Regions from separate parts of the Homo sapiens genome. Here region 2 is linked to region 1. The links are chromatin loops, found by intact Hi-C in ENCODE. Cell type or tissue: endothelial cell of umbilical vein. All regions are shown on one strand. Links, peaks and the distances in the headings refer to the core of each region. The heading gives the core; the rest is flanking DNA. Region 1 overlaps IGFBP7-AS1 (IGFBP7 antisense RNA 1). Region 2 overlaps IGFBP7 (insulin like growth factor binding protein 7).

What was found. Peaks named below come from ENCODE experiments on the same cell type or tissue, not always from the same donor. Only the 100,000 strongest peaks of a DNase experiment are listed, where the experiment ranks them.
Region 2: a loop joins it to region 1, with 6 times the contacts of the local background. A loop is called at or near these places in 9 of 110 quality-filtered maps.

The regions. Positions count from the first base shown.
Region 1 is chr4:57,162,736-57,165,645 of GRCh38, forward strand. All of the region lies in intron 1 of IGFBP7-AS1 (IGFBP7 antisense RNA 1), which reads left to right. Among named protein-coding and RNA genes, the nearest start is that of IGFBP7, 54 kb to the left of the region's middle. RefSeq lists a silencer at 891-940. In endothelial cell of umbilical vein, for the core only: CTCF peaks have their summits at 946 and 1,447 (motif pointing right); DNase peaks (open chromatin) are centred at 986 and 1,426; H3K4me3 peaks cover 548 bases; H3K27ac peaks cover 404 bases; H3K27me3 peaks cover 253 bases.
Region 2 is chr4:57,100,401-57,103,310 of GRCh38, forward strand. All of the region lies in intron 1 of IGFBP7 (insulin like growth factor binding protein 7), which reads right to left. Among named protein-coding and RNA genes, the nearest start is that of IGFBP7-AS1, 7.9 kb to the right of the region's middle. In endothelial cell of umbilical vein, for the core only: no CTCF peak of the experiment used is centred there; a DNase peak (open chromatin) is centred at 1,801; H3K27ac peaks cover 2,001 bases.

The sequences.
Region 1 (2,910 bases), core at 118-2,617:
TTTAAAATCTCTCTGCCCACACTACTGGGCAGGGCTCTCTGAACCTCTTCTGGTTTGGAGTGCTGCCCAATTCATGAATGGTTCTTTGCTCAAATAAACTGTTAATTTGTCTAAAAGTTTTTTGCTAACAGCAATACTGGAAGAATTGTACTCACTGCAAAAATGTCTAGCATATGTTTTGTTTAGCTTCTAAAAATAAGATTGACATTTTATTTCAACTTATCAACAAATACAACTCCAAAACACAAATACCCTAATCATTTTCTAGTAGCTGTTCTCCAAGGACAGAGGTGAGCTTTTAATGAAACTGATTTAATTCTTCACAACATCCCTGGGGGTGGTATGGGAGAAGCCTTAAAAAAAGTCAGGTTTTATTGAAAACACTACCTGGAAAAATAGAATTGAGATACACTAATAGTCCTCTCAACACCAAAAAATCCTAGATGTGGGAGATCTTGCTTAGTCAACCCTAACTTGGAACAAGAGTTTGCATTTGATCACATCCAGTGATGACATATAATTTTATCCTTCTCCAAGCTCTTTTCAAGGATCATTGTATCTGATCCTCAAAACATTCCTGGAGGCCCACTTTACTGTGATATTACAGATGAGGAAACAACCCAAAGGAGCTGACATATTTAAGACCCAAAGTGACTTTGACCCAAAGCCTGCCACCCACACCATTCCAGACCCCAAAGACTAGTCTGCTTTTTATTTTCACACTTATTGGAGACTTTCTTTCATTTGCCCATGGTAGTGTTTCTCTTTCTAGAAGCTTCTTTATTGTTTTAAGATGAAAAAATTCATGACCAATTTCCAGAACCTCAAAACACAAAGCAACTGCTTATTTTCCTGAGCTGCTGCGTGAGTCAGTGATTCCCAGTGTTGCTGTGCCTGAAAACCCACCACTAATGTCAGCGCCTTGTGCTGTTGAGTTGCACGCGGCGCCCCTGCAGTCCAGGGCTGGGGCTAGCCCGGCGAGCGCGCGGCAGGCAGAGCATTCCCGGACGAGTCCGGTAGATGGTAGCATTGTGCAGCCGATGCGTCCTCTCCCAGCTTGCGTCTCATTTTTCCCTCTCCCCCTTTCCTGGGCTCAGCGGTGAGGCTCAGGTACCGGCGCCGCCCTGATGCCTACTATGCCGCGCCATCTCCAGATGGTCCGCACCTGGCGGGTCACGACGAGTCTCAATCCACAGCATGGGGCTGACTCGGACTCAGGAGTTTTTGTGGCTCCAGGCGTAACCGTTGCTTTGGATAAAATTGGTCCAGTTCACTTGACCAAGGAGAAGTGCAGAGGAGGATAAACGTCCCCATCCCAGTGGTGTCCTCTCCCGACTCCTTTCGTGTAGTGAGCTTTATTTTTAGAGACTCCCGCGCCTGCCAGCCGCTCATGCTCGGGTTCCCCAAGCGGAGGGGCTCCGCGTGCAGTGTGATGCCCACTGTCGCCGGCAGAGGGCACCGTCGTCACACACTGCGCAGGAGCCGGCGCGGGAAGGCGGCGGGGCTGTCCTTCCCGGTCAGCGTCCTACGCGTGACCTTGGGACCCGCAAATGTCTGCGCCGGAGGCATTGCCTCTTCCCGACTATGGGGGATACTGCACGGGGCTCCCGATGGCCTCTTCCACGCCTGGCCCTTCACTTCTTGAAGCTCACCCTTTTCTTATTTGATCTTTCTAGAACTGGCGCTCTCTCCCTTCAAATTCTGTCCCACCTTGGCTAGGTTCTGGTTCTGAGACTTCTGTCTCCCTGGCTGTTACTTTCCGTTTTTCAGGAATTTTCTTCCTTTGCCAATCCTTTAAACGTCCCTGATCCCAGGATTATTTGTTCTTCTAAGACTCACTCTGCGCACCCTCGCAAACCCACCGCCACCCTCTTCACTGCCTTGTCTTGACGACAACCACATTTTAATCTCCAGTCTAAGTTTATCTTTTGAGCTACAGACCCATTTCTTCATTTTGCCAGGCCAATAGGGACTGCTTGGAAATAATGCTTAGAAAGCAGCCAGTCTAAGAGCTGCTATTTCATTGAGGATGGTAGTCAAGGTTGTCTTCTGTCTAGAAATGCTTTGAATAACAAGTGCTTTGCTTTCAGCCAGCTGGTGTTTCTCTCTGAAGCCTTCTTCAAGGTAAAAAAAAAAAAAAAGAAAGTTTTTAGTGCTTACCTAGAGATGCAGTCACCAAACTTAACCTTCCCCCCCATTCCCCTCTTCTGCTGAGGAAACCATGCCAGGCCACAGGACCAAAACCTCCTTTGCTAGCTCCCTCTGTTTAGACCTGGACAGGATACCTACCTTAAGGCGACAAAAATGCGTGGGAATGGGCCAATCAGAGTCTTTTGAGATTTTGGGACTGGAATGTTGAAAAGAATGGTCTGGTGAAAATATGGAGAGCTCTGTAGCTTCTCTGTAGCGAAGAATCTGTAGACAAAGGGGTGTGTAAAAGATGAGTTGCCTGAGGGAGCAGGCTGAGGTAGGAGGAGGACAGAGCAGACAGAGGTAGTGGAGAGGGCCAGAGTGCCCCAGAAAGCTCTGTTTCGTTCCTCAAGAAACTCAACAGTCTCTTAATTTTGGAAGGTTTTTCTTTTTAAACTTTTTAAATTATTATTATTATTTTTTTTTTTTAGAGACAGCCTTGCTATGTTGTCCAGGCTGGTCTCGAACTCCTGACTTCAAGTGATCCTTCCACCTCGGCCTCCCAAAGCACTGGGATTGCAGGTGTGAACCACTGTGCTTGGCCTATGAAGGTTTTTCTATATTCTGTCCATAGCCCCTTCATCTTGAGCCAGTGCAGAACTGTAGCTAATTCATGAAGAAGCAGAGGACATGAAAAGGAAGGAAAGGGAAGACGGGCTGCTGACAGAATCAGCAAGGTTTAGCAGGCAGCTCCACTGGGCTGGCAGAGTTGGGAGGTTA
Region 2 (2,910 bases), core at 250-2,749, 62 kb before region 1:
GGCTATAGAAGGACTAATGTTAGCCACCTCAGAGACATTCATTCATTTTAAGAAACATCATCTTTCACTGAATATAATATGACATTTTTTAGAAGGCACAGCATATATGTACCATAAAGAGCCATCTCAACTCTGACATAAACTTTGTTATCATACAGCATGTTTATTTTATGCGAATGAAAGAGCTCTTTTAGATGTATTTAGACACAAATATATCATATAACCCCCTTGCTCATTCAACAGAAACAAAATATAGGCAAAATAAATTCAGGAAAGTCTTCCTAAAACTTTTTCACACCCAAGGGTTTGACTCTTCTGAATCTCTTTTGTTAGAAACTTCTTATTTTGAAATAATTCCGAGTTTATAAAAAAGAAAGATAGCACAGAGAGTCAATGTTGCTGGTCTACATACCACACTTTGAATAGCAAGCCTGTAGCAGAATATCTAAAGTAAGTACCAGAATTGCTATTTACCACCTGTGTGATGTCTGACCTGCAGTGTCTTTATTTGGAATTTGGGATAACAATTCCCCTTACCTTCCAGGGTTGTTATGAGTAGCATATGAGGAAAATCCACAGAAGTCCTTAGCAAACTGTCAAGTACTTCACAAATACCCGTTGCAGATGCATTCCTTGCCCTCAAGGCATTTACAGTCTAGTTAATAATTCTTTACAGTTATTTGGTGCAGCATAGTCCGCATAGTTTACACAGTGCTTTCATATCTGTTATGTAATTTGACCTTCTCAATAATCCTGTGAAGGTATGAAATTGTACCTTCATTTATTATATACATTCTCCTGAAGTTTTGAGGGGGTTGTTTTTTCACAGTGGCCAAGCCTGCTTTGAACCTGTCGGGTTGGCCTTGGCCTTGTCAGTGCTCTTTACTGTGGGAACTTCATATCATATGAATGGGGCTTTGTCAACACAGGGTTCCTAGGTCTGTTTCACCTGAAATGAACCTTTCTTATTTTTCAGACACAAAACTTCTCTGCAACTCTGGCCTGCTTTTGGGACCAGAGGCCCCTCCCTGGATTCCCGGGACTGCTCCTCTCCCTGGTAACCCTCTCCTGGTAGGGACATTGATGGGGGTGAGGCTTACTGTTAGCTCCAGCTGTTTCTAATTAACTTTGACTGCTCTCCTCTGTAAAACAGTAAAGGCAATTCAACACATTAGCTTTTTCAAAAGGGCCATATCATTTTGCCATTAATCCAACTTGGGATAAAACAGAGGTCAACTATTTAACACAATCAATTTTAAGTAAAAAAAATAAATAAGTAAACGTTTCCCCCCCTCCCCCCATTATCATCCTGGCTTTTTTCTTCTGATCTCATTTTCTCTCAGAGGCCTGGTGGAGGAGACGGTCTTGATTGACCTGGAAAAGCCATATATGACAGGCTGGGGGAAGCTTCCCTTGAACATTTCTAGTCCTCCACTGCTATCCCCACATAAGAGTAAAAGACTCACTGGGAAATCTTTGAAATTACCTTAAATAAGTGGGCTTATTAATTCACATATACCTAAGTCTCCTTCCATTTCAAAGCTTTCTAATTGTGCCACTCCTAAATTTCAAATAAAGGTTACACTCATATTCCCTGGCTTAAAAATTTTTTTGACGATAATTCAGGGTTCCCCAGCTGCTAAAAACAAGATGTTATTTGTCTAACAATGAAAAACACAGATGAGGTCAGATTGTTTGTGGGGTAGGGGTGGCTTGAGGTAAAGGAAGCATCATAATCTCATCCACTGTAGGGAGGAATTTTGAATCAGTGAAGGCTAGCTGGCCTTGGACTCCATCCAAGGGTGTTCTGTCACTGAACTATCCAAGAGAGCCTTATAAGGCGGTTTCTTCTAGAAGGCCAGTCTACAGTGGACCCCGAGGGCAGGCTCTAGGGACAGGATGGAAATCGTATTTCAGGATGTTAACAAATGCCTGCTCAGCTTAATCATTCCATCTCAAAGCTGTATAGTTTAAGAGATTTAAAAATTATAAAATCCTCCCCCAGATGTGGCCCCTCCCCCTCAAGTTATTTCTCAGCTCTCCTAAAGAGAGTCTCCTGACTTCTGCCTGAACACGGTATCCTATTCAATAGTTTTTACTGGAAAGTTCTTCCTGCTGTGTCATCTAAATGTGCCTTGTGGCTATTTAATTCCAGGCCTTTTAATGCTGTCCTCCTGAAGAACTGTATTAAGAGAATAATTTTTCAGGCATCTTCCATTTAATAACTAATTCCCAAACGATGAAGAAACATTAACTTGTTCTTTAGATTACTTTCCTCTGAAAGAATCCTAAGTCCTCTAAGGCCCCACTTTGTCCTTCAGTTTTTCAAATCTTTCCTAAAATGCAGTGATTGAAACTGGACAAAATGATTATAAAGAACCAGTGATTCATTCAATATTCTAGAAATTTCTGTGCTCAAGAAGGGCAGCTGAGGCCAGAAAAATTTTAAAGCATTTCTACTGGACTGGAGCAGACTCTTAGGGAAGGTGACTTTTTCTGTTTCTGATCTGAAAGCAGAGAGAAGGAGTAATAGGGACTTTAGGGGGAAGAGACTCCTGAAAGGAGCAAGTGGTGGTAATTTGGAGGCAGGACTGGCTAATAAGGCAAGCGAGGTGAAGGCACTTTATGAGCAGTCACCGAATAAGAAAAAGCTCCACAAGGGCTTTTCACTCCCAAGTAGCAAGCAGCTTGCCATGGCAGGCTGGGAACCCAGATTTGACAATGCTTCTAAGATCAGAGAGGGAAGTCTTGGGAAGGAGTGTAGGCATCTGTTGTTGTGATTACAGTAACAGCTTCCTTATGGGAGTCTCTGACTGCAGTCTCACCCCCTTCCAATCCATTCTCCCAACAGCAGCCAACAAAGCTTTTCTAAAAGCACAAATCCAGCTCCATCACTCAGCGCTCCCATTG